Regions from separate parts of the Homo sapiens genome. Here all the other regions are linked to region 4. The links are chromatin loops, found by intact Hi-C in ENCODE. Cell type or tissue: endothelial cell of umbilical vein. All regions are shown on one strand. Each heading gives the region's core, and the rest is flanking DNA. Links, peaks and the distances in the headings are about the cores only.

Region 1 (4,367 bases), core at 206-4,205, 310 kb after region 4:
TGGACAGAGAGGTTAAGGATCTTGCCAAGGTCACATAGCTCATAAAGAGTAGAGCTACCTGGGTGAGGTGGCACAGCTACTTGGGAGGCTGAGGTGGGAGGACTGCTTGAGCCCAAGAGGTTGAGGCTGCAGTGAACTGTGATCATGCCACTGCACTCCAGCCTGGCTGACAGAGCAAGATCCTGTCTCAAATATATATGTGTTATATATACATATATATAAAACATACATAACATATATAACCTTGCCTGATGATATATATAGATATATATATCTATATATAGTAGATATATATCTATATATATATAGTAGAGCTTTGCCTCAAAGTCCCTTCTCTTAATCACAAGTTTATATAGCCTCTTTAATATTAGAAAGTGCTTAGCAATGTGTGCCAGTTGCTTAGAAAGAAGGCCCAGGTAACTCTGTGATTCCAAAATCATCTTAGACTATAAATGGAGAAAAGTCATAGTATTTCTGATATGTTTGATAGGAAACTTTGAAAGATTAGTTTTAGTTTAAATGAGAAATAACAAGCAAATGACAAGTTAGTTATTGTTTGAATTACTCAGGGGAATATGAGAAGCTGTACCTTTGGGATGAGTGTGTTTATGAGTATACATTACACCACCTGCTTGTGCTAGTGGGAGGAGTAAACATTTCTGCCCGCTTTTCTTAATTCTACATTTTGTTTTGGTTTTTATTTTGCAATTCTAGCAGATTTTAATGGATTAAATTAAAAAGCAACAGAAACAGTAAAGACGACCCTTATCTGTTTAAATCAGAAGGTAAGTTAGTGGGATATGAAGGCTTTAAAACAATACATGGAGTACAGAGAGTCTTGCCCAGCCTCTGCAGTTCCTGAGAACAGAGCAGTCAGTCTTTTAGGAAGTAGGCCCCCGTGGAGTTGAAAAATACTCTGAGGACCAGAATGTGACCTGGGAGGGTGGGCTTCAGTTCTTTCTTTCAGTTTTGTCCAACTCATATGTGCTCTCTGGGCCTAATCATTCTCCCTCTCTCAGCCTGAGTTGTCTTATCTGTCATTTGGGGAATTAATAGCAGGCTTTTCCTTGGAAAGCATTTTGAGCCCTTTCCCTGAAAGGTTTTAATGTCCCTGTTGTTATTAATATGACCGTATCACCGTTACAGGCCAGCCCTGACTTGGAATGGAAAAAGTGAGCCGACCTTGTCTGATGTGATTGTCGCCCTATGAGCCAGTCAGCTTGCTTTTATATGTGACCCTGATGGCCTCCTGCTACTCGACGGAGCTCAGCCTTTTGACAGCTGGCCCAGCTGGCCTAGTTCAGAGCAAAAGTGGGCCCTGCGGACACAACACGTTGAGGGCTTTTTGAATGATCCAGCTGGGGTGGGTCTAGGTTCTTTTTGTGCCAAATGGAAAATGAAGTCTGCGTCCATCCTAGGGAAGCACAGTGTGGGAGAGCATTGCACTCTGTTCTTCCCTTTTCCCTGAAATTCATATTTAGTCTGAGCTGCTGCGTTTATATCCTTTCTTACCTACCACTAACCACGAACATTTCCAAAGCCCGTGTACTTTGCCTGTTGGCTTTGAACCTTTCAGCTATGATGGAAACTTTATATTTTTATGTCTGCTTGGCTGAAACTGACTCCTCTGAGAGAGAAGACAGTAATTGCCTTTTGGGTGATTTCACCTCCACTAACTCTTTTCACATTCTTGGAGGGTTTTTGATAGAACCTGAAGAAACAAAGCCTGCATCCTGGGCTGCTTCAACATAAGAAGAACAGACTTCAATGGCAACAGCCTGTTTATAATCTCTTGGGCCCATTTCTGTTTTCATTGTCCTGTAGATTGAAGTGGATGTAGTGCAGAAAACAATAGCAGGATAATACTGTAATCCTCTTGGTTCTCACACGTGTTGCTCACTAGCATGCATTCCCGGGTGCATGTAAGAATCTTCCATCCTTATACCCACGGGTAAACAAAGGATCCCACGGGCTGTTGCCTATCCCTAGGGAATTAAAAACAAATGTATATACTATAATATTCCTGAAGATTAAGTTATTTGAAAGGCATTTTATTTTATAATCATGCAAATACATCTGTTCTTGTTTTTCAGGCTGGTAACCAGATCTCAAAGGGCCAGTAAATAATCCCTCTTTTCCTTTCTTCCTGGCTACTCTACCGGCTCTCCCATACCCTTTGCTCTTTGATGCATAAGATGAGATGGGCGGGTAATCAGGCACTGAAAATCCACAGTTGGCGGGGGTCATTTTTCATTTATTATTTCTTCTGGTGCCTTGACTTTGCCTGACTTTCCATGGTTAAGGAAAGGGGAGGGGAAGAGGTTGATGAGAAGGTCAGTCTATTGTGTTGCTTCTCAGTCTCGCGTATCTGCGCTTCCTAAGTCTGTTTACACTCTGAATCACTTGACATGCTGCACATTCTTCTATAAAATCTGGCTTTGAGCAGCAGTCTTCAAGCACTGGGGAGGCCCACTGAGTAAGATCTGAACAGCTGAAAGAACTGGGGGACACTTTTTTAAATGACCCGAAGCCTAGGAGAAGATAGCTTCCTCAATTAGTGGTAATCACTTGGAATGAATGATTCTGTAGTTTTTCTTTGACATAGACTAAGATATATAGTATGCATAATATTTGGAAGTGTTGTTTCTTTATAGTAATAAAGTTCACATAGGGTAAGTCCATTTCTGGTTTACTGAAAGGAAATGGCCATTATAAATGCTAAGCACTGCCTTTATTTGAATAAATATTACAAATGGTAGAATTAAATATTATAATAGACCTCTGGAGATGATCTGATTTATTGTTGGAACGCCAGTAAAATTACATTGAAGGGGTTTGAAAAGAAAGGGCCTTTATTTAAGACCACCTTAACATATTTTTCGTGTATATATATACTACAACTAAAGACTATTAGTAATTCATAAAACGTACCTACCTATTTGCAGATTTGAAAATTAGGATTAGTACTTGGTTCATGTTTTAGAACATAATCAAGTGCTATTGTAAGTTGATTTTAGGTATCAGGATTTGATGGATGTTAAGCAAACTTGTGATTAAAATGCGTTGTTGAGCAGTGAGCTGAGATCATGCCACTGCACTCCAGCCTGGGCGACAGAACGTGACTGTGTCTCAAAAACATGCATTGTTGATTTTTAAAATTATTAATAATGATGAGTAGACAGAAATTTCTAGGCAAAATGTCTTTTACAAGGAAGAAAATCATTGTGTTTCTAAAACAAATTTCTTTTAATCATTTAGGAGGTCATACATATCTGTATTACCTCATTATAAAATAATCCATAATTTGACTATTTTAAAAAATCCTTAACCCAGTCTAATCTGTCCAGAGTCATTACAGTCTGAGTACAAAAGAGTGACTTTTTACAAAACCTGGATCTTTTAGCTCTTTTTTTTTCTTTTTTTTTTGAGACAGAGTTTCGCTCTTGTTGCCCAGGCTGGAGTGCAATGGCGCCATCTCAGCTCACCACAACCTCTGTCTCCCAGGATCAAGTGATTCTCCTGCCTCAGCCTCCCGAGTAGCTGGGATTACAGGCATGTGCCACCATGCCCGGCCAATTTTGTATTTTTAGAAAAGATGGGGTTTCTCCCTGTTGGTCAGACTGGTCTCGAGCTCCCGACCTCAGGTGACCCACCTGCCTTAGCCTCCTAAAGTGCTGGGATTACAGGCGTGAGCCACTGCGCTGGCCTCTTTTAGCTTACTCTTGATTCTGGCTCTAATTGACATTTTTCTGGGTGAGTCCACCAAAGGTTTATCCTCCAAATCTGTTTCCCTTCTGAACTGGAGTTATATAAAGCCAAATGATGTTTGTGAAGCAGACTATGGGTTTTGTTTCTGATGACCATTTCAACGATCATGGACACAGGTCTTTACTAAAATCTTTTTTTCTTTCTTTCTTTCTTTCTTTTCTTTTTTTTTTTTTTTAACAGGGTCTCACTGTGTCACCCAGGCTGGAATGCAGTGATGTGATCTCTACCTCCCAGGCTCAGATGATCCTCCCACCTCAGCCTCCTGAATAGCTAGGATCATCTGAGCCTGGGAGGCAGAGGTTGCAGTGAGCTGAGACCACAGGGACCATAGGTACCACAGGCGTGCAGCACCACACCTGGCTAACTTTTCTGTATTTTTTTTTATAGAGACAGGGTTTTTCCACCTTGCTCTGGCTGGTCTCAAACTCCTGGACTCATGCGATCCACCCACTTCAGCCTTCCAAAGTGCTGGGATTACAGGCGTGAGCCACTGCACCTGGCCTAAATTTTCATTTGTGTGTTTTGTTTATACAGCTGTGTCTTTATTCTTACATCTTTTAAAAACGTTACCACTGATTAACCTAAGTGCTTAATATAAA
Region 2 (4,367 bases), core at 165-4,164, 370 kb before region 4:
TGTATATTTTCAGTCTCAAAGTTGAAATGAATGAGAAATGTCAAAACAAAATGAATTGATTGGGAAATCAAATCTAAGCACTGACAAATATGAAAAGTGTATTATCTAATTAGTAGTTTATGAAAGTGAGGCACTTTTATAATCAAAGAAATAAAACCTTCCAGAGAGATACAGAATTACTCTGACCTGAATTATTTTAATGGGAAAGAGTTGTTTTTGTTTAAAAATTTCAGGTGAAGTTTGATAATTTTATCTTAAGTCCACTTGGCTTCATTTTGTTGGGCAGCATTGGACAGGACAGTGCAGCCTTATACAGATGACTCTCAGTTCTTTAAAAAAAAATTAAAATGGGTCCATGAGAAAATAAAAATTTAATGTATCTTAAGTAGAGGATCTTGAGAAAGCTAAAAACTGCTTACCTAAACTGAGACATTACCACGGATTTGTAGCTAAGTCATTTAGAATAGACTTTATTTGTAAATGTAAAATGATACTGGCACCAAGATATGGTTGTGAAATAGGAAGTCTCCAGAAAATAATGAAAAATTATAAACCGTGCCCATAGACAATAGTCAGCAAAAACAGATTGTGGAAAGACAGGAAGACAGAGCTTATCCTAGTCATGGTACTGAGTGGAGAAAATCTCAGAATTGTGTGCACTCAAAAACTGTGCAGCCCTGTTGAAAACATTTCTTGTAATATTATCTTATAATAGTTACATCTACCTGCACACTGTCTCAAAATAACTTTAGTGTCACAATAATTTTGGTTGAGCTCAACAACGTTCTTTTATCTTTCTAAGCCATATTCATTTCTCAGGGATGATTACAGAATTGGTTAATTTGAAAGAGTTGTAGCATAAATATTGTGACTCATGAAATGTTTTTAGTACTTGTTTTAGACTTTCATTTCCTTTGGTCATGCTCTTGTGGGAGATTTAAGCAGTAATAGCATTTTCATTTTTCTTTCCTGCATTCCTTACCCATGAGAAGGTAATCTTTAATACACTGTTTTTACTTAGTAAGTTCTGGTGTTTTAAAGAAATGGGTTTTTTATTCAATCATAATTTATTGAACACCTACTAAGTGCCCAGCACAGAATCAGATGTTAATCTAACATAATTTTCCTTTTTTCAAATGGTCTTATTTGATTTTTTAAAAAATGGATATTAATGTACACTAGAATGGAGATTTTTGTTTACCAGTTATTTGTTGCTATATAAATGTGGGTTAAATTAGTTTTTCTTCCTTATACCACCAACCTTTCAGACTTTTAAAGGAATTACTGTAGAATTAAAATTAATAGATTCCTCAGTACTGGCCAAACTCATGGATTTGTGGCACTTCAGAATAATATTGGCTTTTAATGAACAGAATAGATTTGCATGGAAATGCCAGTTTCAGGGATAGAATTAGAGTTGGGATTTATTTTTTCCCTGAAGATCTGCTTCGAAAATTTGCCCCAGGTGATCTCTGTCCTTGTCCTAGGGTCACTCCAGAATTACCACTTTTTTCTGCTTGCGATTCATAAAGGTAAGAAGGACAAACTTAGTCTGTTTTGTAGTGGAATTGTTATTTTTTTTTAACCTTATCTTTTATTTTCCATGTAAAATTGCTTTTCCCTCTTTAACTACCTCGCATAGACAGGGCAGGTAGAGTGAATGTCAGATGAATTAAGGTAGCACTGAACTCCTTATTTAGCCTGTCAATAGCTGCATGATTGTTTTTGCATGAAATCCCAAGTTCGTATTAGCTGCTCAACTTTCAAACTTTAATGGGGAAGTCAGTCTTTATTCTTCAGTAGTGTATGATCCGTGAATTAAGTTTGTATTATGCCTTCTGTCCCAAAATTTCCTCTCTCTTAGCTTCTCCCTAGCCCCAGAGATCAGTTTCTCTGCATGTGTCAAACTTCCTTTTCTCTCCTCATATTTCATTCTTCCAGGATCTGTAATGTGTCCAAGTTCTCATAGCTCACTTAAAAATGGATGGAGTCCAGAGGGATCAGTGCCGACTTTTCATTAATCTATTAGAGCTTCACATTTACTGGCTTGCGCCAAGAGATGTGGGAGAGGAGGAAAATGAGTAAGATCTCACCTCCTGGAAAGGAGGGTGCCACTGCTTTTTCAGTGGTAGAGTTGCTCCCTTAAAGCAGACTCTCTCCCAGCTGAATTCTGAGCTGAGTGTTACAGAGATAAGTCAGCTTGAATCTGGAGGAGTGAGAGAGTTTGGCTAGGGCCCTGTGACAGCTTTGTGGTCAGGAAAGAATATGTAAATTCACTGAATTCCCAGGCATTTCAGCCCTAGAGGAGAAGGATTAGGGGAATCCAAGAGTCCTGACCTTACTGTGAGACTGAATTATAACTAGAGCCCTTTTTAACTAACACAGCTTGAGTTTCATATTTGAAATAACGCTTAAATCAAAATAGTCTCCACTCTTCCCATATACTGATGGGAAATTTATTAAATGTTAAAGTCTAATCTGAAATCAAATATAGCTTTAAATAAAACTATGCAACATCATTTAGTAGTGTTTATAACTTGAGTGATGACTGTCTGGGCTCAATAACCCAGATAGGAGAAGGAATTCCATGGCCCTCCTTCCCAATCCAGACCTGTCTGGAAGCATTTATTTGTACTAAGTTTTCCAGTCTGAAAGTCTGTGTCATTGTTTAGACTCTGTGTGAATAAACAGACAGAGCAATAAACTTCCTCTTCAGGTGAGGTTTATATCTTTTAAACTAGACTGTGGCCTCTAAGCCATGGCTTTCCTGTAGAGAGGCTGCATAATTCAGTTCTGCAGATGTTTTGGTGAGGCTTTACCATGTGCCCAACCTGCACTGTGTTCTTTTAGGCATAATGATAATTGCAAAGAAACATGGCTCCTAATGAAGTTGTAGTCATTTTTGGGAAAAGTGAGTCTGACACACATTAATTAAGATACCTACTTCAGAAAATCTTAAAATATGTATCATCGAGGGCTGGGCGCGGTGGCTCACGCCTATAATCCCAGCACTTTGGGAGGCCGAGACGGGCAGATCAGGAGGTCAGGAGATCGAGACCATCCTGGCTAACACGGTGAAACCCAGTCTCTACTAAAAATACAAAAAAAAATTAGCCAGGCGTGGTGGTGGGTGCCTGTAGTCCCAGCTACTCAGGAGGCTGAAGCAGGAGAATGGCGTGAACCCGGGAGGCGGAGCTTGCAGTGAGCCAGGATCACACCACTGCACTACAGCCTGGGCGACAGAGCGAGACTCTGTCTCAAAAAAAAAAAAAAATTATATATATATATATATATATATATATATATATACACACACACACACACACACACACACACAATCAAATGTCATCAGTTCAAGCAGATATGCGCTTTGTAGTCAGGAAGAGGAAAAATGAGTGTTGGCTTTAGTTTTGGGGGGAAGTTTGCTGAAATAAATTGGATTTAAGATGATCTGTGCAGAATGTGTTCACTTTTGGGTGCCAGATTTTAATAAAGTTATCATGGAGCTTCCTATTTGGGTATCAGGCATGACTTAACATCTAAACATCAATCCCTACAACCGTAGGCTAGGGCTCAGACCTAGAGTCCTCAATCTGGTCCGGCCTGCCTAAAACCCTTGTTTATTTCCCCAATATGCTGTACAAATGGTATTATTTACTCTGGGTGCATGACATGAATAATAGTTAAGTAGCACTGAATTAGAGGTATTTCTTTGGAAGGCAAAGGGTCTAGAAACCAGGTCTCTTGAGGAATAGTTGAAGGGCCTTGGCATATGAGCTTAGAGCCGAAAAGATTAAGGACAAACAAAATAGTTATTTTCAAACATTGCAAAGACATTTTGTTACAGAACAAGTTTATTTGTTCTACATCAATTTAAGATGCAGCATGGGGCCTGTTGGGTAGATGTACAAGTGAGCACACAAGAATCCAGCTCAAATAAGAGGTTTCTCACGATTAAAATGCTCGACAGAGCACTGTTTTTCAGAGCAGTGCCTTCTTCATTTCTAAAAGTGTTAAAGAGAAATTGGATGTCCTTGCAGCCGGCTATGTGGCTAGGGTGGCTGGGATGCACTAAGTACGTGTTTAGGGATCCCAGGCAAGTAGAAATTATGGAGGCTTTTTAGAAAAAGACAACTATAGCATGAACAGACACACCAGGGGAACAATGAGAACAGGAAATGTTCGTGTGCCAGGAATGTGTGGAGGAAATGACACGAGCATGAGATTGGTGATCAAGAACTTTAAATATTCTGATAGGCAGTGGGGAACCGTCTTGCTTCCAGTCCTGGGGAAGGATATCACAAAACCAATGTCTGAGGAAGCTTTGCTTTCTGTCTTGTGCCAGAGGAATGTTAGGAGAGAGGGAA
Region 3 (4,367 bases), core at 266-4,265, 740 kb after region 4:
TTAATCAAACTTAGAAACCTCTGCTCTTTGAAGAACATTAGTAAGAGAATAAAAAGAAAAGCCACAGACTCTGAGAAAATATTTGCAAAGTAGATAACTGATAAAAGTCTGGTGGACAGAATACATACAGAATATTCATATCTCACTAATAAGGGAACAACAAATTCAATGAAAAAAATGGATAAACGATGTGAATGGATAATCCACCAAAGAAGATAATAGAGTTGGAAGATAAGTACATGAAAAGATGCTCAGTATCATTAGTCATTAGGGAAATGGAAATTAAAACGACAATGATATGCCATCTTTTAGGATGGCTAAAACTAAAAGAAAAAAACCTATATAGCAACTAGAATTCACTTATATTGCTGGTAGTCATAAAAAATGGTTTAACAACTTTGAAAAGCAGTTTTAACATTCAGGTTTTTTTTTTTTCATAAAATTAAACATACAATTATCATATGACCCAGGAGCTAAGTATTTACTCAAGTGAAATGAAAACCTATGTTCAAACAAAAATTTCTATGTGAATATTTATTGTGAATTCATTTGTCACTTTCAAAACTGAAAGAATCATCAGTAGCGGAATGAAGAAACAAATTGTGGTCCATCTATACACTGCAATGCTACTCATCAGTAAATACAAAGGAATTACTGATATGTGTAATAAGAAGATGAGTCTCAAAGGCTTTATACTAAGTAAAAACAGTCAGATTCAAATGGCCACATGCTGAATGATTCCATTTATAGGACATATTGTGAAACTACAGAGGCAGAAAACAGATCTGTCGCTAGCTATGGGGAAGGTGTTGGCTACAAAAAGCCACAGGATATTTGAGTCCTGATAAAAGTTCTATGTGATGATTATGGTGGTGATAATACAACTGTGTATGTTTCTGAAAACTTGCAGAACTTTAAGCCAGAAAGAGTATTTTACTTTATGTAAATTTTACCTTAGTGAAAAAAAAGGCTGTGGACATTTACCCCATAAACAGCTATGATAACTGATTATCATTCAAAAATAATCTAGGGGTTAATTCTAAGTCTGCACCTTATCTGACCTTTCAGCAGCATTTGGCAAAGTTGACCACTTCCCTCCTTTCATGAATTACCTTTTAATTTTTTTAATTTTTTGTTTCATGCATAACACACTTTTCATGTTGGCATTCGACCTTTACTGACTGCTCCTCACAATCTCATTTCCTGACCCTTCCTCCTATTCTTTACCTCTAAATGCCGGAATGCCTTGGCTCTTTTAGGCAGGGTGGCCAGACCAGGCTTCTTTCAGGAGGGGAAAGTTGAACAGAAATCTAAACAAAGAGGAAACACAACGTTTCCTCTTAGGACTGGTGAGATAATTTGTGGGGTCTAGCGCAAAATGAAAATATAGGGCCCCCAGTTCAAAACTTATGAATAATTCCAAGATGGCAACAGGACAGCGTTAATCCAGGGGGCCCCTCTGAGTGCAGGACCCTGTGGGACTGTGCAGGTCACACACCGGATGCCATTGAAGCTGGTCCTGTTGCTGCTTCTCAGCACGTCCACTCCTAAGGCCCATGTCAAAGCTGAGCTGTCTCTCACAGGACAATCTCAGTGACTTTGCAGCTGGACTTCTTGCTTCTGTTCTTTTTCCCTTTTAGGAAATTATCCACATAGAAGCCAGAGTAATCTTTTTAAAATATCATTGTGCTCCTCTGCTCAAAACTTTTCAGTGACTTTCCATCACTTTCCTATAAAATCCCAAGGCTGGCTAAGGCTACCACCCCTCCAGATCTGGCCCCACCTGATTTTATGACCTTGTCTGTTACCACCCTCCCTTTCCATCACTTGCTCAAGCCACTCTGGCCACCGTGTTCCTCTTTAAGTCAGTCCAGTGCCTTTCCACCTCATGGCCTTTACACTTGCTAGCCCATTACTGTAGAACACGGCTTTCTCAGTTCTTTGTGAGATATATTCTCTTTGTTTTCAAATTTCTGTTCAACTCTCATATCCTGAAGGAGGTCTTCTGTGTCCACCCTGTCTAAAAGAGTTGTCCCTCTCCTACCTGCAACACCTCCTGCCAAGTCTCTTTATGTTCTCTTTCCCTGAATAACATGTTTTTCATAGAACTCATCTGGAATTCTCTCGTACACTACTTTATTATCCATTTTCCCTGCAGACCTGTAACCCCCATGAGAACAGAGGCTTAATCTGGTTTCTTGCTGTATATCTGGTGCATAAGATGTGCCTAACACATATTAGACTCTCAGTACACACACACACACACACACACACTCTTCTCCTCTTTGCTTTGGTACTTGCATTTCTCCTCTTTTCTTTGCTACTTGCTATAAAATTATCCCTGCTCCTTCACTCTTCCATAAGTAAATCAATAGTAGGCTGAACCATATGAAATGGTGACATTGTGAATACGTGATCATTTTGGAACTACAAAATGGCAGTTTCATATGGTTCAAATTAATAATATTGTATAAAAACAAAAACACATGAATGTGGCAATGACACACTGATTAAGATAACAAAGGTATTTGATAGGAAAGGTCAAACATCATGATCAGAATATTGTTCCATATAAATAAAACCTGGAGCCGCCACTGTGATGCCTCTACCTTCCTGTGAAAGTTACGAAGCCGGTAGAGAGTGACAGGATGTCTGCTTCCTGAATGATAAGAAGAAACGAATGGATTTCACACTGACAGCTTGTTAATCCACTACTTGGCAACCACAACATTGGAGACCAATCCTCAGTTTCAAAAATCCGCATTCTCTCTTGAAGTCTTATTTAAGTAATATCTGTGCAATCGATGAATGAAGCCAAACCAGAGACATGTATAAAAATCATAATGGTATTCACTGACAGATATTAGCTCTTTCTTTGCTAATCCAGAGAAAGGATTTTTTTTCATTTTTCTTTCCAGCACACCAGCTATTATTAAATTTAAGAAGTGCCAAAAACTAATCCTTTTTTTTTCCTATTTCTAACAACTGAAACATATAATCCCATGGTATTTGCACATTATACTTAATTGCAAATGGTTATCAACAGCATAAATCTCACATTAGTATGCTAGCTTCAGTGAGATTTGTTTGTACTTCCCACCTTTAATACTACGGATGGTTTAATACTGAATAATCTTTATATTTCAATACTTTCAGCTGCTTTTTACCTTTTTAGGTTTTCTTATCCAAAGTTTTCCCTGCAGCTTTGTAAGCATAATAAATCTATCGGCCTCCAAAGCCCACCTGACTTGAGACGTGATGGAGTTGGTAGGTTCACCAATTGAGTATAAGACTAAAGATTTCTTTCCTTATTCCTTTTCCAACTTTCTCCCATTGACTAATGTAATTTATATGCATGTGTATTCTGTGAGCATATTCAAACCTGAAATTTATGCTTTTGAAAAAATATAGCAATGATCAGGTTTACCTCTCTGATAACTAAATATATACTCATAATCATCAAACATTGCTAGCTCAATCTGTGCTACGCATATTCCTCCTATTAGGAAGACGTGCAGATGTTTTTGGTTATTAATCAGATACTAGATAAACAAAAAATTATTAGGAGATAGAAAATCAATTAAGTGAAAAGGAGAGTGACATCTATGCCTATGAAAGCAAGTCAGAGTTTCCTTATATGAACATAATAAATACCTAAAATTTTATCTCAACAGTTCTTTTTACCAGTTTTGAAAAAAATCCCAGCAAAATAAGTATATTGCTTAAAAATTTCATTATAAAGACACTGATAAAGGCTTACAAAAATTAAGTATACAGCATATTTTCAAATTAATCTTAACTTATATTAATCTGTTTATGTTTTTATAGAGCATTTTTCTAAGATAGTATGTGTATTAGAGAGAGAGAGAGAGAGAGAGAGTGTGTGTGTGTGTGTGTGTGTGTGTGTGTGTGTATAGTATGTGCTTCAGTAAGAAAAGACAGATGCAAATGTTAGTAGTGTGGTCCAAAACAACAATGTCCAATAATAAGGGATAATTAAGATGACTATTTTTGTTGGGGAAAAAATAATGCAGACATGGTCATCTTACTTGTTATTTATTATTAGATACTGAAGAATGTTTGACTAAACTTGCAAATGAGGGTACTTTGATGGAGTAGACATTTCAACTCACGTTCTTTTTTTTTTTTTTTTTTTGAGACGGAGTCTCGCTCTGTCGCCCAGGCTGGAGTGCAGTGGCGTGATCTCGGCTCACTGCAAGCTCCGCCTCCCTGGTTCACGCCATTCTCCTGCCTCAGCCTCCCGAGTAGCTGGGACTACAGGCGCCTGCCACCACACCCAGCTAATTTTTTTTTTTTGTATTTTTAGTAGAGACAGGGTTTCACCATGTTAGCCAGTATGGTCTCGA
Region 4 (4,367 bases), core at 272-4,271:
TACTGTATTGCAAGATTTTAAGATGAGCTGGTGTTCTCTTGTTATGCCCATATGCCATCATTCCCTCCCCCCTCACCCAGAATGTGAATAGTATTCCCATTGTGGGAACTGCTGATTGACATCAAGGCACTCTGTTGTCATGGCTCTAGTTTAAAAATGTGAAAGAAACTAGATCTTTTCAACCTAAAGGTTCTCTCTGTATAGTTAATTAAAGACATTTTAAGAAGACATTTGGATTATAGGAAAGTGATGATATCACGTTATGACATTTATTCCTTACCCCAAGAATCTCAGTAATTGGTTCACCTATTCAAAACTGTTATTTTATCAGAGGGTAAAGATTCCAGGACCCCCAGTCAGACTTATCTAATTTCCCTAATTGGCATATTAAAAAAAAAACTCTGGACACAAGAACTTTCTGATTTGTGAATATGCCATTCACTCACTTAAGACAAAATTTAATGTAAAACTTATCTAATGTTAATGAAAGTCTATAGAAAATTTTAGCCGGGGCTTAACCACTGGCTAATATACAATTTATTTCATTGTATTAAAGAATAGATTTACAAATTTCATTAGAATTCCACAGAAATATAAACTATTAGAATGCGGTACAGCGCAGGGTGTGTATTGAGATTCTCACTTTACAATGAAGGAAACTATAGCTTGGAAAAAGATAAAATGACCTTTCTATAATTATATAACAGATAAACATATAGTCCATAGCAATATAGATACCAGATCCCACAGCTTTTGACTTCTAGTCCAGTATTTTTCCTACTAGGCCAGGGTATTTTATGTAATCAGAGTTATTTTATTCTATGCAGTGCTGTTGTGATAGATGAAAAACAGAAGGTGTACTCAATGCCTTCTAAGAACTTCTGCTCTCATAAGTCTCATATCTTACCATGGATAGATATGTGTATTTACAGGTTTATCTATGACTCCTTCAAGAATAACTTACTACTACTTCTTTCCTTTAAAACAATTTTTTTTTTTCTTTGAGACAGGGTCTCACTCTGTCACCTAGCCTGGAGTGCAGTGGTGCAATCATGGCTCTCTGCAACCTCCGCCTCCCAGGCTCAAGTGATCCTCCCACACTCAGGTGATCCTCCCACCTCAGCCTCCTGAATAGCTGGGACCACAGGCACACACCACCATGCCTGGCTAATTTTTGTGTTTTTGTAGAGACGGGGTTTCAGCATGTTGCTAAGGCTAGTGTCAAACTCCTGAGCTCAAGTTATCTGCCCCCGGCCTCCCAAAGTGCTGGGCTTACAGACATGAGCCACTATGCCTGGCTTAAAAATGTTTTAAAATATACCTAAAATCTGATCAGATGTGGTAACCAAAACCAATAACAAAACAAAACCAGTCAAATTAATGCACAAAGACATTGTCTGAAGATGGTAGAAATGTGATTTAGGTGAAACTGTATGAATAAAGGCACAGGTGAGCCCAGTAAGAGTCACCAACATGAGGTACCCACTAGGAAAGCAAGTGCAGGTTAGTCTGCACTAAATGAAATGTGATCAGTTTGAATGATGGAAGTAATAGGACTATTTTGCTTTGTGTAGCCACATGATGGGACCTTGTGTTATGTTTTGTGTGACACATCATTCAAAGCACTACCGATCAACTGGAATGTATTCCTAGGCTCAGAAATTGAATGTTGAATAGACTTGAAGTCACAGAGTAATGTCTAAAGAAGTTGCAGATATTTTGTGTAGAGAAGGAAAATCTGGATGGGGGATGATAGATGCCCTCCAGTAACTGAGGAACCATCATGGGGAAGTCACACTAGATTGAGCTCCCAAATCAAGGGCTAATAAACAGAAGCTCCAGTGAGGCTCCTACTGTCATAGAATAGGACATTTTGGCTCAGAGGTTTTTCTTTTCTTTTCTTTTCTTTTTTTTTTTTTGAGACAGAGTCCCACTCTGTCACCCAGGCTGGAGTGCAGTAGCGTGATCTTGGCTCACTGCAACCTCCGCCTCCTGGGTTCAAGTGATTCTCATGCCTCGGCCTCTTGAATAGCTGGAATTACAGGCGCATGCCAGCACGCCTGGCTAATTTTTGTATTTTTAGTAGCGACAGGGTTTTACCATGTTGGCCAGGCTGGTCTCAAACTCCTGACCTCAGGTGATCTGCTCGTCTTGGCCTCCCAAAGTGCTGGGATTTCAGGCATGAGCCACCGCGCCCGGCCTTAGCTCAGGGTTTTAAATACTGAGGCTGTTGCATTCAAAAGATGGAATGGCTTGTCTGTCTCCCAGGGCACTGCGTTTATAGTCACCAGAGGTGTTCCCCTTGAGCCTGGATGATTACATGGAGGAGGTTTTAAAGGGCAGCATTCACAATTTAGATTTGCAGTTGGACCAGATGACCTTTAAGGTGCTTTCCAGCACCTGGGGTTTTATGATTCTATTTCTATTATGCATCTACGCTGGGTATGTGTCACATTGTTTGAAGCAAACACTGAGAATGAACAGGAGCACAGTGTGGAATGTTGATGGCGCTCACATCTATTTTGTGTTTCAATTTCTGGAAGCAGTCTTTGTCTTTGAGGCAGTTTGGTCCCTGACCTTCTGTAACATTTGGAGCCCAGCCACACTGTCTTTGTTTACTGTAAAGAGCATGGAAAAACCGACTTCCTGACAGTGCTCTGCAAAGTCTAAGGTCAAACCACTCACAGGTGAACAAACACAGTTCTTCCACCTTAAACTTGCCATTTGGTCCCTGTAAAATGGACGAGGGTAATAACGCTGGACAGCAGAGAGAGGGGAAATCAGTCCTCTGCCAGCAGCCAGCAATTAGTCACTTTGTCAGTCTGCTTTGGGAAGGGCTCATCTTAATTCAGCATCCATTTTGAAGAGGTTAGAAACCATGACATGCAGTTTTAAGTCCTCTAGCAACTCTGCTAAATAAACCTATAGACCCTGCCTTTCTTGACACTATCAGCACATCATTAATATTTCCCAGGATTGCACAGATAAAGCATAGCATTCTTATTCACTTAAAGGATTGAAGAGTCACATTCACTGAATATTCACATCATGCAAGCCATTTCTGCTATGGTAAGATCTCTAAGGTGGGTTGGCTCCCTGTCAAGAGAGCATACCCTTCTTTTTTTTTTTTTTTTTTTTTGAGACAGTGTCTTGCTCTGTTGCCCAGGCTGGATGGCAGTGGCATGATCATGGCTCACTGCAACCTCTACCTCCTAGGCGTAAGTGGTTCTCCCACCTCAGCCTCCTGAGTAGCTAGTACTACAGGTGCACACCAAAACACCCAGCTAATTTTTGTACTTTCTTTGGTAGAGATGGGGTTTTGCCATGTTGCCCAGGCTGGTCTCGAACTCCTGGGCTCAAGCAATCCACCCACCTTGGCCTTCCACAGTGCTGGGATTACAGGAGTGAGCCACTGCACCTACCCTGCCTCCCCTGCTATTTTTTGCTCTCATCAAATGCAATAGCTTCCCTCTGTAAAAGGAAGGGAAGTGTCTTCCTGGGTAAGTGTATTGTAAGCTCTTTAAGGGCCCTAGACAATGCCTACCACACTGTCTTAGATTAGCAGGTCCACATAATGCATTTGTGTGAACATCATTGAATCAAACAATGACCTTGCTCACACATTTACCCCCTTTACTCAAAATCACTTATTTGTGAGATCCAAGTTTTCTTCTTACTATTTAAAGATTATTAGAGTTGATCTAAAGTGATATAAATGAAAATATTGCCAACATAAATTCACATTTTTCTTTTCTCTTGGAATAAATTCAGCTTTGGCTGTATTTTTTTTTTCTCTTGTTCTTTTTTTTTTTTTTTTTTTTGGTCTGTGGTGTAAGCAGGCTCTTGAAATGCCCTAGTTATCTAACACTGCTCTTGAACTCCACTTACAGATGATATACTAGCCTTTTACTAAAATATATCTGGGTATTAAAAGCTCAATTCTTTACTGCTGATGAGAAAGATTATTAACACTTTTTTTTCCCCAGCTATAATATGAGGCAGTAACACCCCTTTTTACTTCCAGAGCCAGAGGCAGTATGTCACATTAACCTTCATTAACTGCCCAAGAAATGAGGTACGTTCGTTAATTTAGTATTCTGGTTAGCTAAAATTGTGTGAGAAGGCTGATAAACGTCTGTGGTTTCTCCCTGTGCTATTAAAAAAAAAAATAAAAGAATGTTAAAGTATGTTAGCCCGCTTATCTTATCATCTTGGTAAGTTCAACATTCTGATTAGGGGGCAGATCTGGACAGGATGAGTCTACAGCTGGTGGGCAAGGATGGGGGTCGCTGGGGCAGGGTAGAGGAAACGCAGCCTGACTGAGATCAGCCTGAGGAAGAGCATCTGAGGCGTGTGGTGGGGGAAAT
Region 5 (4,367 bases), core at 236-4,235, 150 kb before region 4:
AGATATTACTGGTAGCTGTATTTCCTTGGTTCCTGTATGTCAGCGTGGTAGACAAAGACAAAAATGAGAAAACCTTGAATGTGGGAGCACACGAATTTATATAGATGAAATTGTACAGTACCATGTACTTCATTAATATGCACTTAATGAAAGTTTATTAAAATTGAATGAGAGTTGAAGGTATTCAATATCATTTTATTTCTTGCAGTATTTAGGTTACTGCAGACAACTGAGAATTAGCTTTTTTTTTTTTTGTGAGACTGAGTCTCGCTCTGTTGCCCAGGCTGGAGTGCAGCAGCGCGATCTCAGCTCACTGCAAGCTCCGCCTCCCGGGTTCACACCATTCTCCTGCCTCAGCCTCCCCAGTAGCTGGGACTACAGGCGCCCGCCAACACGCCCAGCTAATTTTTTGTATTTTTAGTAGAGACGGGGTCTCACCGTGTTAGCCAGGATGGTCTCAATCTCCTGACCTCGTGATCCGCCTGCCTCGACCTCCCAAAGTGCTGGGATTACAGGCGTGAGCCACCGCGCCTGGCCAAGAATTAGCTTTTTTTTTTTTTTTTTAAATATATGTATCCAAAGGAGAAAGATGCTGTATAACTTTCCAAAATGTCTGTTCCCTTACTTACAAAAGATACTTTTAAGTTTAAAGGAATCTTAGGCTGCAAGGAGGTGCAAAACTTACAGAGTTTTCATGTACCCTTCACCCAGCTTCCCCATGATACTACTATCTTTAATATCCACAGTACCATTATTAAAACCAGGAAATTGACATTGGTAATTTACCCCTTCAATGCTTAACCCATTTTAGCGTTTTTAAGTGGAGGAAATTCTTTTTGATGTCTTGCTTAATCAATTTTCACCTACATATACTTTTTGAGTGTCAGTATGCTGAACAGAAAGATATTTTGAAATCAGAAACCCTTAGGCTCAAATCTTGGCTCTGCCTCTTATTGCTATGCAACACAGGGGAGCTTTCTTAGCGTCGATGATGGTCTGTTTCTTCATTTGTAAAAGGTGCTATCACTTACCTTGCAGAGTTGGCATAAGGATTAGCAATTGTGTATTGTCAAGAGCCTTTTCAATAAATGATGGCTTTTGGAATAACTGTTCTCTTGCTATGTTTTCATCAAAAATTGAAAAGAGCTGGCCATTATCTTTAACATAGCATGTGTACTTTGTGGACACCTATCATTTCAGGACCACTAACTGGTAAATATGCTAAAACAACTTCATGGTTCCTGTAGCCCCCTGCTTGTTTTGCTCCCTGGTCACCCACTTTATCTGCACCTTTTTTTCTGGCCTATAGACCAAAAGCCACTCCTCTCTGTGTATAGATTATATTTCTTCTGCCTTTTGTTATATGAATTCTAGGAAATGTAGTTCTTTTTAGTTTTTTGTTTGTTTTCTTTTATATAACCTCTTCCAACTTAGTTCTGTTTTACAAGCAGTTGATGATAGCCCTAGGTAGATGCCTGCTTCAAACTCAGGCTGATACGGCTGGCTCTTGAGTATCCCTGTACAAACGCTGCCCTTCAGGGAACATCGTGTCCAGGGCTGCTGCCTCCCTCCGTTTGCAGACCTGGTGCTCTGCGTCTAAAACTGGTCACTCCTTCTCATCTCTCCACTTGAGCACAGCCGCAAAGGTAGAAACAGAGTTCTGCACCCCACTTTTTGCTGCACCTCAGTTAGCCCAGGAACATCTACCCCTATTTAGCTCAGAAGTGTGTAGTCCTGTTTAAATACTTAAAATTTGCTATGTTCTGTATTGGCCAAGAAATGTTTTCTGGTAAGAGCTTCTGGTAGGAAGAGGACCTAAAGCTGCCCTCACAAGACGATATTTGGTTCATTTGAAATAGAAAGTTTTGTTTGCTTTTAATTTTTATTTACTGAACTGAAAATTGGAAACAGCCCATTGACTTTTCTATCTTATACAGCATCTCCTCCTACACATATTTAGTTTCCTGCTCCCTTGAAATCTGGGCGACCTACTCCTGTTTTCAAGTTTTTTCTATTTTATTATTTTGGTCCTTAGCATTTCTGCCTTTTTTGTATCTTCCAACTTTCCATTTCAAAAGAGAAGGATCATATTTTTATATATTTACATCCCGTTTGAATGTGTTTAAGGAACGCTTAGAAATGTTCCTTTATGTTTTAAAATATCCCTTCTGCTAAAGCAAGTAGCATATCATTTCCTGCTTTAGTTGCGGCCTCAGTCTGACAGGCCAGGGCTAAGTAAGGGTGAAAAGTTCACCGTCCGGAAGTGCTGTTGAGGTCAGAATCACGTGATGAGGAGCCGACCCAGACTCCCGGTAATTCCCTGAGAATGTGAATCTTTGGGAGAAGGAGCACAAGAGAGAGCTTTTTCTCAAGTCGGCTGCCTGTGCTCGGGCTCTTGCTTACAATTCTTAGTTTTATGGCACTATTCTTCTTCTTCTTCAAGGAACTCACTGTAATGCCTTTATTATTGTCTACATCAGTGTTTTAAAAAGTAAAGTTGTAACGCATTGCTAGGTTATGCAATCAATTGTGTGGACAGAGATCAGCCTTAAAAAATAAAAAAGGAAACAGGAAATGTAAACAGAGTGCATTATATGGAATAAGAATATGTGTATTTTGTAAAACTCTTGTTTGATACATAGATCCGTACACATAGACACACACAATCTCATAGGTCTCTATTGATTTGCGTATGGGTACACGCTGGCAGGCGTACATTCTCCTTCATCCTCATTCCTAGTCATTTGAAAACTCAGTCATTCAAAATGCATGCCCTTGCCAGTGGATGTGTTCTTATAAATTTCACATAGTTTCATATTTGGAATTTATTGTAACTGCATTTTAATTTATGTGAATATGAGTTATATATCTTATTTTGTTTCTTTGTATTTTCTCCACTCAGTATTCTATTTTAAGGTCCATGGATATTGCTATGTGTACATCTAATCCATTGCATCCAAATGCCCATAGTTGTTGAAGTGCGTCTAGAATACATTTTACTTCTGTTCTCTCCCAGGGATGGACCCCTATATTGTCTCCATCTCACCTCACCATGAACACAACTACTGTGAAAAGCCTCAGATACATCCCTTACTGGAAAGTACCAAGGGGAATTTATTTGGGTTCTAGCCTAATAGTAGACTTGCTGAGCCAGAGGGCATAGGTACCCAGCTCAGATACTGTATACAGTATAATTTCAAAAAGTATACTGATTACCTCCGGAATGATTCACCAGTCAAAGCACCCACCAGCAGTATGAATGCTTATTCCCACATTCCCACCAGTACTTAGCATTATTAAGCTTTCTAATTTTCCCTATTTCTGTCTAGTGAGTGTAAAATGATATATTTTTTGTTTTGTTTTGTTTTTATCTGATTATTGTTGGATTTGATTATGTCTTCATGTGCTTGATTTTCTTGGATTTTTCTCATCTGTAAATTCCCCTTCAAATTCATTGCACATTTATCTACTGGAAATTTTTTACTTTTCCTATTGATTTATAGGCATTCGTTGTATAGTCCAGATAGTCCCTGGCTGGCTTTAGACATTACATGTATTCTCCTAGCCTGTCACGTTTCTGTTAACTTTTGTCTCTTATACTTTTTATTGAACAGAAGTCTTTAATTTTGATGTAATTTAGTTTATCAGCATTTTACTCTGGGGGCTTTGCAAAATATTCCCTCTTCTTCTAATACAAAAATTATCTATTCATATCAGTTTTATAGTTTTATCTTCCACATTTAGGTCTTTAATCTATCTGAAGTCCATATATGTATGTGGTAGCAGGTAGCAATCCATTAATTTTTCATATGGTGATTCTGTTTATTTAAGCTGGTGTTGCCCTTCCGCTCTCTGATATGCTCCATTGGTTTTTCTGTTCTTTAACTAAAGTTTATGCTGTTTTGTTACTATGGCTTGGTAATATATTTTACTATCTGGTAGAGTAAGTCCTACTTATTGTTCTTCTTTTTCATAGTGGATTTAGGTATCTGTGAACTTTTCTTTTCTATGTGATTTTTTTTTTTTTTTTTTTTTTTTTGAGACTGAGTCTCACTCTTTTGCCCAGGCTGGAGTGCAGTGGTGCGATCTTGGCTCACTGCAACCTTCGCCTCCCTGGTTCAAGTAATTCTCCTGCCTCAGCTTCCCGAGTAGCTGGGACTACAGGCGCGCACCACTATGCCTGGCTAATTTTTGTATTTTTAGTAGAGACGGGGTTTCGCTGTATTGGCTGGGCTGTTCTTGAAGTCCTGACCTCAAGTAATCTGCCTGTCTTGGCCTCCCAAAGTGCTGGGGTTACAGGCGTGAGCTACCGTGTCTGGCCATATATAAATTTTGAAATAAATACAATCGAATCAGTTCCTCAACTA
Region 6 (4,367 bases), core at 193-4,192, 470 kb after region 4:
TATGAAGGGAAGAAGAAAAGAATGCACATCGCTTTCCAGTTAAGAGTCAGCATGTGTCCTTTGAGTAGAAATATTGCAGATGTGTACATGGCAGCTCTGAAGTTTGTCCTCAAAGACAAGCAGGTTACAAAGGAGATGAAGTACTTAATGAAATAATTTAGTGTGACATATTGATATTGAAGGCTGGAAGGCAGAAAAGGATTTGCAACAAAATTAAGGTATGTCTTTCTTGAAACAGTTCCCTGTTCCTTTCTCCGAGGGCTGATATGAGATTTTCACAAGAAAACAAGCTCGTTTTATTTCTCTCTTCAAGTTTATGCCAAAACATAGATGCCAATGTGAAGCTCAACATCTGCACCACATGAAAATCTCATTGGAATATAGTCCAGAGAAAAGTCAAGTTATGAAATGTTTCTTCGGTTATGTATTGGAGGGGTTTTAATCTCTCCAGTGTCATGTGTTTTCAGTTAGAATGTACGTTAGTAAAAAAAAACTTAGAGCACTAGCAGTGAAGGGAATTAGGCCTGGGAAATGTTAGTTTTAGATAGAGGGAGTGGAGGTGGCTAGTGCTGTTATCAGGGCATAAAACAGCAGCCAAACTTCTATTCTGAGTAAGGATAAACAAGGTCACAAGTTTCTGAGTATACTATAGAGTCATTGCTTGAGAAAATGAAGAAACGTATTTCATGTTCATGATATAGTGTCAACATTTACATAAAAAGGAAAGAAAAACACCCGCAAAAAAAGCTATATTCTGTGATCGCCAAGTTATTTTCTGCCCTCAAACATCTGAAGGAAACCCATTCCACAGTAATGATGGCTGACTATGTCAGTGACTCTCAACTGGCAGTAAGTAGAGAATAAAAGTTTGCAGGAAGGCAGGTAGGAAGGATGAAATGTAAGAGTTCCCCTTTCCCTCCTATGTATAGAATCAAGAGTACAGCATAAATCACCAGGTGAAGAATCAAAATACCAGGCTTAGAGTACTAACTCTCTAGCTGTGCAACCTTGGACAAATCAATTAGTATTAATAACTCCAATTTTCAGTTTTCTCATGTTGAAACAATACATTGCTCTGCACAGTTTTTGTGAAACTACATACATGAATGTGCTGTTTTAGACTGTAAAGTGTGCTGAAAATTTAAGTTTTTCTTATTAATTGGCAGAGATGAATGTTCCTACTTGGTCTCGAGATTCTTGCAAACCCATTTGTTTAGTCATTTTCCCTAGAGCTGAGTCTCAAACACCTATGTGCTTTGTCTCTGGTCCCAATCAGATAAACAATGTTATGACCTGCTTCTACACACTTGCCTGCCCAGGGCATCCCTCCAGGAGGAATGGACTTGTCCTCACAGATGCATGTTTAATATGAAGAACAACTGTTACTCCAAAAACAGTCCTGAAATTTCTGTCACCTAGTGACTCCTAAATTTACTGTGATTTTTCCCTTTTGAAAAATAATAAGAAAATGTGTCAAACAACATATCTAATCCTGAGGTAATGTGAAACTCATATAGCTCCTGGTGAGAAGCTGCAAAGTGGCAATTCTGAAGAGAAAGTTTATAGAATATGCTTGGCAATCTTGAGAATTTTCATTAAAAAAAAGACCATACAACACTTGCTATGAAAAGATATTACATTTTCTCCAGAGAAGTAACACTTCCTCCTTTGTTCTGGAGGTTCTCCAAAGATTTCAGAGCCATTTTGCAGGTTGTGTTACCTAAAGTTATTAAAACTCACAAAATATCCATGAAGTAATAAAATGGAAGCTATTCGTATGCCAATCAAACAGATACTGAAACAACGGTCCTAAGGAAATATGACCTGTCTAAAGCCTCCTAACAAAAAACTGATGGGTCCAGAAATAGAATCTAGGCAGCTGACTCTAGACATTCCAAAACACTTCCTCTCTTCAGAATTATTATTGTTAATTCCCTCTACACATAAACAACCTCCAGCTCCCGGAGGATGGATGAGATCATGCTAACAAGTCATCCATTCTTTCCATAAGAAACACAGCAGTCATAGCCAATGAGCTAATTCATAGAATGTCCATGTGCCATAGTGAACACACACACACACACACACACACACACACACCCCACACTCCCATTCTAGATGCAGATTGTTTTTGTTTTCTTCAGCTAAGCTGTAGTTGAGATTTTAATTTCAAGCTTTAGCCCATGATTTTTTGCCTGAATTTCACACTATATGCTTTTCTATTTCTACTTGTTCTTTCCTTCCTGTACCAAATAATAAAGAACTAGACCATAGTAAAATGGATTTTTGACAGATTTTATAATTTAGCTATTGTCACTTCCACAAAGGCCATTCATTAAACTAACATGTATTATGGACATGAAATAGAATTTGAAAAGCTGAAAGTCATTCAACCCTGACCATAAAAAATACTTCCATAATTTAAACTTACCATATCAGAATTAAACTTGATTTGAAGATGTTAAAAAATGAATATATTTGAGAAAGAAATCCTTGCAAATAGCATCTCAATATAATGTTGGCAATTTGCACAATTTATGTATATTTTCTCCTGCCAAGATACTTCTAAGAAAAGACAACGGTAAAGACAATGGTAGTAGGAAAGAGGAATTGGGTCTCCAAAGACCATCTGCAGTTATCGGCAAAAGATACTTTGTCTATGTGTGCAGTTTTAAAAAGACTGGTAGCCTATACTGGATTTTAGGTCAGAATGGAGCATGTGGTGTTGAGGGGGAAAGCATTACCAGCTTCGTCTTCTTTAAATATGAAAGAGGATATTCTGGCTACATTGTTGGTGATCAGCAGTGTCTGACTCAGCCTCTGCAATTTTTCCATTATAATGCTCATGAAAATAGGGAAAGAGATACAGTTTCAACAGTGGAAACTAGAAATGTGGGTCAAAAATGTGTCAGGAAAAAGTTGGAGAGTCAACTAAGGAAAACTTAGCCTGGAGGCAGAGTGAGAAAGGCACATGGGTTAATGAGGTAGGGGATTTCCATCTACGCATACTCATGGAGGCACAAACCCACCTTTCTGCTTTGTAAAAGCCCACCTCTATTTAATCCAAATACACTGTTTCACCCCTTGGCCCTGCTTCAATCTCTAATGCATCTCTCCACCCCAATATTCCTCAGTAATGAAATGCTAATGAGGTCAAAATGGATGTGAGTAATATTTTAGATTTTCTTCACTATTTGGGATTTTTCTGCAATGCAAGAAATACAGAGAACTTCAGACTAGACAGAATAAGATTCTTCCCTTATGTCTAGACAAGGTAATCTAGTCATAACACCATGAGATTGTTTCTCAGACCAACAGATACTAAATTAAAGACAACACGGTACCAGAAAGTTGACCGGTGTGAACAGTGATACCTCCTATATCTTAAGATTTGAAAGGATGATTCTAATTAGATTCAGATAAAACTGAATAATACTAAAACAGAATAATCCATTTGTTTCAAGGATGAGGCAATCTCTTTTCAAAACAAGTAAGTACTGTATGAAGTGATTGTATAACACAAAACACAGACACTAGCACTAGAGAAGGAGCAGAAGGATATTTTTTGAAATCATTTATAATTTTAAAAGCTGATAAATTATTGTATTTATTGTATTTGTTTTTTGCTGTAAAAAATGTAAGGAAACAAGGCTTCTACACAATAAGCCAATAATGGTAAATTTGTTAAAATTACAGACTGACATTTGAATTGGAAGGACAGAAAGTAGCATGATGGTTTCTAGAGGCTGAGAAAAGGAAGGAGGAGAGAATTGTTTAATGAGTACAGAGTTTCAAGTTTGCAAAATGAAAAGAGTTTTGGGGATTGGTTACACAGCAATTTGTATTTAACACTACTGAACTGTCACTTAAAATAGTTAAGATGGTAAATTTCATATTATATAAATTTTATAATTAAAAATTTTTAGAAAGAAAGATAATAACTAATATAGACAACAAAAATAACTTGAATGAGAAGCAAGCTAACTATGTCAGAGAAAAAGAAAGGTCTCTATGTAGCTTAGTGGATAAGAGCATAGGATTTGGATTAAAAAATGTCTTATTACATACTATAGTTCCACTATTTTCCAACTCTTTTATTTTGGAAAAGTTCCTTAATCTGTGAAAGCCTTATTATCTTCACTTTAGAAGGCACAATAATAGCACATTCTTCATAGGATTTCTGGTAAACATTCATTGAGATAATGCATTCAAAGTGATTGAATGGCGTTTGACATATAGTTAAGTACTCAATAAATATTAATTATTGTTAAGTTATTCAAAACCCAAAATGTAATCACATAATTAAAATCAATATTATAAATAATAAAGAGCTATATCAACATTACAAAGAATGAGCTATTAATAAT
Region 7 (4,367 bases), core at 297-4,296, 300 kb before region 4:
AAGTATTGTTAATATAATGTAAGCTTCTTTTATTTTATCTTAATTTACTTTATTTTTGAGACAAGGTCTCTGTTGTCCAGGCTGGAATGTAGTGGTGCCATCATAGCTCACTGCAGCCTCCAACTCCTGGGCTCAAGTGTTCCTCCTGCCTCAGCCTCCTGAGTAGATGGGACTACAGGTGTGCATCACCATGCCTAGCTAATTATTTATTTATTTTTAATTTTTTATAGAGACAGGGTCTTGCTATGTTGCCCAGGTGGATCTAGAGCTCTTGGCCTTAAGCGATCCTCCTACCTTGGCCTCCCAAAGTGCTGGAATTACAGGCATAAACCAAAGCACCTAGCTTCTTTCACTTTATACTTGAGAATGTATTAATATCTGAATTTTTAGACTATTAGAAGAGGCAAATGGTTAGAGGAATTGTTTGTGCAGACAACTGGCTGTTCGTATTACAGTGTGATGATTTGTGGGCAAACATTAGCCAGGCCTCTGAGTGTAACCTAGGATTATTTTTCTCCCCCTCAGTAATTCGGAAGATAACTTTCAAACACAGATATCTTTTTGGTACTGAACAATTAAGTTGTATGAATGCCATGACTAGGTCTTTTAGATTCCTACAGTTTGATGGTTGTTAGTTGAGATTATATGCGTGGATAAATAAGTATTTTAGTAATTATTTTATGTTTTTATGAAATTCACATCCTAGGCTGGGCGCTGTGGCTCAGGCTTGTAATCCCAGCACTTTGGGAGGCCGAGGTGAGTGGATCACCTGAGTTTAGGAGTTTGAGACCAGCCTGGCCAACATGGTGAAACGCCTTCTCTATTAAAAACACAAAAATTAGCCAGGTGTGGTGGCATGCACTTGTAATCCCAGCTACTTGGGAGGCTGAGAGAGGAGAATCGCTTGAACCCGGGAGGCGGAGGTTGCAGTGAGCAAGATCACACCATTGCACTCCAGCCTGGGTGACAAGAGTGAAACTCTGTCTCCAAAAAAAAAAGAAAAAAAAAAAGAAAGAAATTAATATCCTAGTCTTTTCTCCAAATTTAGTGGCTTAACTATAATTAGAGAAAATGTTAGAACCAAAGAGCCCAGATAACAGGGAAACCAGGCTGGCTTTAGGACATTAAATTTATGGACCACTGTATGCATGTTAGGAAATCAGTGGGCTTTTTAACCTGCCTTCACCATGCTGGTCAAAGGACTCACTTTTTTTTTTTTAACCATTTTATTGAGAAAAAAATGTTTTATGTATTTCATGTAGAACTTGATGAATTCGGGGAGAAGTGTATAGCCTTGACAATCAAGGCATAAACTTAACACTTTCAGAAGTTTCCTCTGCTGCTTTTATTGATTTAGTTTTAAATTTCTTTTTGTTTTCTTTTTTTTTTTGAGATGGAGTCTTGCTATGTCACGCAGGCTGGAGTGCAATGGCACGATCTTGGCTCACTACAATTATTTTTAAATTTCTAAAATTTTTTTTACTTTTGTGGTAAGAACATTTAACGTAAGTTCTATTTTCTTAGCAAAATGTTAGGTATAATAAAACATTATTGTTAACTAGAGGCCCTCTTTTGTCCAGAATTTATTCATCTTGCATATAAACACTTTGTACCTTTTGAATCACTCCTCCCCATTTCTCCCTTCTCCAGCAACTATTCTGGAAACCACCTTTCCACTCTTTGGTTCTACCACTTTGAATATTTCAGATTCCTTATAAAAGTGGGATCATGCAATATTTGTGCTTCTGTGTCTGGCTTGTTTCACTCAGCTTAATGTCTTCTAGGTCCATCCATGTTGTTGCAAATGGCAGGCTATCCTTCTTTTCCAGGGTTGAATAATATTCCATTCAAACTCATTTATTTCTGTCTTCCTCCTGTGTGCCAAAAACATAATCCATGATGCTGACATAGCCATGTCCTCCTTTAATCTCAGCCATAATTGATGTTGTAGACGTTCTCCGCTGACACATACGGGTAACGGACTACAAGAGAGAGAATATGAATCTGCTGCTGCCATTATGAGACCTTATTTTTACATGGAAACCAAATCATATTGAGTGAGATGCAAACTGCTTAGATGAAATGTTTATAAGAACCAATTTAGGTCATTATAAACAGAATGAATAACTTGATTATCTCGAAGCATATTGTTTCAGAATAAGAAGTTAACTCTCGAGTTCTGTGTCTTTTTCCTTTGAAAATGATAAAGTAGTTCCTCAGCTCTGTGATTCACTTCCTGTTTTGGGGGACAGGATGTTGGATAAATGGTAAGGCCCAGACATGTCTACTCTTCTAGCTTTGCAAATGGGTCAAATTTCCCTTGTTTATTCAAGGAACCAGGGATAAAGTTGCCTCTTGTCAAACTAGAGGAAACTTCTTAGAACAGAAGGCCATGCTTTAGGGATGTTTTAATCCATATATTCTTTTTATTCTGTGGCCTTGGCTTTACTCTGTTTCTATAATTTTCCCTTTTGGTTTGTCTTCTCTATGTCTTCTTTCTGTAATGACGAGTAGCAGTTGATCATATGTTGTCTATAAGAAGATGAATGATTCACAGTAACTATGCATCTCCCCTATTCCCTTCCTAACAAAATTTTGGAGGCATGCAAAAATGAGTCTTTTAAATGAGATTTAAAACTTTTCAGGCCGGGTGTGGTGGCTTATGCCTGTGATCCCATTACTTTGGGAAGCCGAGGCGGGTGGATCACTTGAGGTCAGGAGTTTGAGACCAGCCTGGCCAACGTGGTGAAACCCCGTCTCCACTAAAAATACAAAAAGTAGCCAAGCGTGGTGGCACATGCCTGTAGTTCCAGCTACTCAGGAGGCTGAGGCAGGAGAATCACTTGAACCTGGGAGGCAGAGGTTTCAGTGAGCCACTGCACTCTAGCCTGGTGAAAGAGAGAGACTCCATCTCAAACAAAACAAAACAAATTTTCTTTCCTAAAGTCTCAAAGCTTTATTCGTTTCCATTGTACATTTCAAATGAACAATGAAACTAATACTTGTATTTGATTTGACTATTGATTTGTCACAAATCCTACTCTTTTCTTGATGGTGAGGATTATAGGAAATTTTACTTGGGCTGGGGGCAGGTAAAGAAAGACAGTTGTTTTTTATGATATTGTTCTAATATGCATATTTCCATATGCATACTTTTATTTTTTTCTTTTCTTTTCTTTTCTTTTTTTGAGATGGAACCTTGCTCTGTTGCCCAGACTGGAATGCAGTGGTGTAATCTCGGCTCACTGCAATCTCCGACTCTTAGGTTCAAGTTTTTCTCCTGCCTCAGCCTCCTGAGTAGCTGGGATTACAGGTGTGCACCACCATGCCCAGCTAATTTTTGTATTTTTAGTAGAGACGGGGTTTCACCATGTTGGCCAGGTTGGTCGCGAACTCTTAACCTCAAGTGATCAGCCCGCCTCAACCTTTCAAAGTGCTGAGATTACAAGCGTGAGCCACCACGCCTGGCCATACTTTCCTTTCCTAAATTTTCCTTCATGAATTTCAGAGGTATACAGGATTCTTCTGCATTCTTCACAAGAGATTACATGAAAAGAAAACATAACATTGGATTGATCTGAATGAAAAAACAAAAGCCTGAGATGAAAAAGAGTAAAAAAGACACTATGCAAGATAGCTTACATACCAACTCCTTGGTATTACAGGTTTAGCATCCCAAAGTGGAAAATCTAAAATGTAAAATGCTTCCAAAATCCAAAACTTTTTGAGCCCTGACGTGATGCTCAAAGGAAATGCTCATGGGAGCGTTGGTTTTTGTTTGTTTGTTTGTTTGTTTTTTTGAGATGGAATTTTACTCTTATCGCCCAGGCTGGGTTGCAATGGCATGATCTTGGCTCACTGCAACCTCTGTCTCCTGGGTTCAAGTGATTCTCCTGCCTCAGCCTCCTGAGTAGCTGAGATTACAGGTTCCCGCCACCACGCCTGGCTAAATTTTTTTGTTTTTTTAGTAGATATGGGGTTTTGCCATGTTGGCCAGGCTGGTCTCGACCTCCGGACCTCAGGTGATCCACCCGCCTCGGCCTCCCAAAGTGGTGGGAGGCCACTGCACCCTGCCTCGTGGGAGCATTTTGGATTTCAAATTTTCTGACTTGGGATCCTCATCTAGTAAATATATAATGCAAATATCCCCAAATCTGAAAAAATCCAAAATCTGAAACACTTCTAGTCCCAAGCATTTCAGATAAGGGATACTCAACCTGTGTTGAAGAAAAAGAGAATCCATAATAAAGATGGCAAAGGAAGCAGATCCTATGATACCTAAACAGAGACAATGAGAGATTTCTGTACTTTTTCTAAATAATAGAATCTTAGCCCTGATTCACGTCTACTGGGTCCAATCACTAGGC

Evidence for each region. A loop is a pair of places that touch in the nucleus more often than their neighbours do. Peaks named below come from ENCODE experiments on the same cell type or tissue, not always from the same donor. Only the 100,000 strongest peaks of a DNase experiment are listed, where the experiment ranks them.
Region 1: a loop joins it to region 4, with 4 times the contacts of the local background. A loop is called at or near these places in 2 of 110 quality-filtered maps.
Region 2: a loop joins it to region 4, with 5 times the contacts of the local background. A loop is called at or near these places in 3 of 110 quality-filtered maps.
Region 3: a loop joins it to region 4, with 5 times the contacts of the local background. A loop is called at or near these places in 2 of 110 quality-filtered maps.
Region 5: a loop joins it to region 4, with 6 times the contacts of the local background. A loop is called at or near these places in 6 of 110 quality-filtered maps.
Region 6: a loop joins it to region 4, with 2.7 times the contacts of the local background. A loop is called at or near these places in 3 of 110 quality-filtered maps.
Region 7: it touches region 4 in a loop (8-fold over the local background); 3 of 110 quality-filtered maps call a loop at or near these places.

The regions. Positions count from the first base shown.
Region 1 is chr6:22,446,198-22,450,564 of GRCh38, forward strand. The region is part of intron 4 of LOC105374971 (a long non-coding RNA gene); the gene reads left to right. Among named protein-coding and RNA genes, the nearest start is that of HDGFL1, 120 kb to the right of the region's middle. In endothelial cell of umbilical vein, for the core only: no CTCF peak of the experiment used is centred there; DNase peaks (open chromatin) are centred at 1,184, 1,844 and 2,344; H3K27ac peaks cover 2,945 bases.
Region 2 is chr6:21,767,531-21,771,897 of GRCh38, forward strand. The region is part of intron 2 of CASC15 (cancer susceptibility 15); the gene reads left to right. Among named protein-coding and RNA genes, the nearest start is that of CASC15, 100 kb to the left of the region's middle. RefSeq lists enhancers at 1,919-2,532, 3,056-3,555. In endothelial cell of umbilical vein, for the core only: no CTCF peak of the experiment used is centred there; DNase peaks (open chromatin) are centred at 791 and 2,051; H3K27ac peaks cover 3,770 bases.
Region 3 is chr6:22,882,002-22,886,368 of GRCh38, forward strand. No RefSeq gene overlaps it. Among named protein-coding and RNA genes, the nearest start is that of LINC03005, 170 kb to the left of the region's middle. In endothelial cell of umbilical vein, for the core only: no CTCF peak of the experiment used is centred there; DNase peaks (open chromatin) are centred at 1,260 and 2,600; H3K27ac peaks cover 3,338 bases.
Region 4 is chr6:22,138,877-22,143,243 of GRCh38, forward strand. All of the region lies in intron 9 of CASC15 (cancer susceptibility 15), which reads left to right. All of the region lies in intron 2 of NBAT1 (neuroblastoma associated transcript 1), which reads right to left. Among named protein-coding and RNA genes, the nearest start is that of NBAT1, 6.1 kb to the right of the region's middle. In endothelial cell of umbilical vein, for the core only: no CTCF peak of the experiment used is centred there; a DNase peak (open chromatin) is centred at 2,635; H3K27ac peaks cover 1,553 bases.
Region 5 is chr6:21,985,361-21,989,727 of GRCh38, forward strand. The region is part of intron 6 of CASC15 (cancer susceptibility 15); the gene reads left to right. Among named protein-coding and RNA genes, the nearest start is that of NBAT1, 160 kb to the right of the region's middle. In endothelial cell of umbilical vein, for the core only: no CTCF peak of the experiment used is centred there; a DNase peak (open chromatin) is centred at 2,251; H3K27ac peaks cover 2,120 bases.
Region 6 is chr6:22,611,922-22,616,288 of GRCh38, forward strand. No RefSeq gene overlaps it. Among named protein-coding and RNA genes, the nearest start is that of HDGFL1, 45 kb to the left of the region's middle. In endothelial cell of umbilical vein, for the core only: no CTCF peak of the experiment used is centred there; DNase peaks (open chromatin) are centred at 640 and 1,930; H3K27ac peaks cover 1,365 bases.
Region 7 is chr6:21,838,377-21,842,743 of GRCh38, forward strand. The region is part of intron 4 of CASC15 (cancer susceptibility 15); the gene reads left to right. Among named protein-coding and RNA genes, the nearest start is that of CASC15, 170 kb to the left of the region's middle. In endothelial cell of umbilical vein, for the core only: no CTCF peak of the experiment used is centred there; a DNase peak (open chromatin) is centred at 2,205; H3K27ac peaks cover 2,467 bases.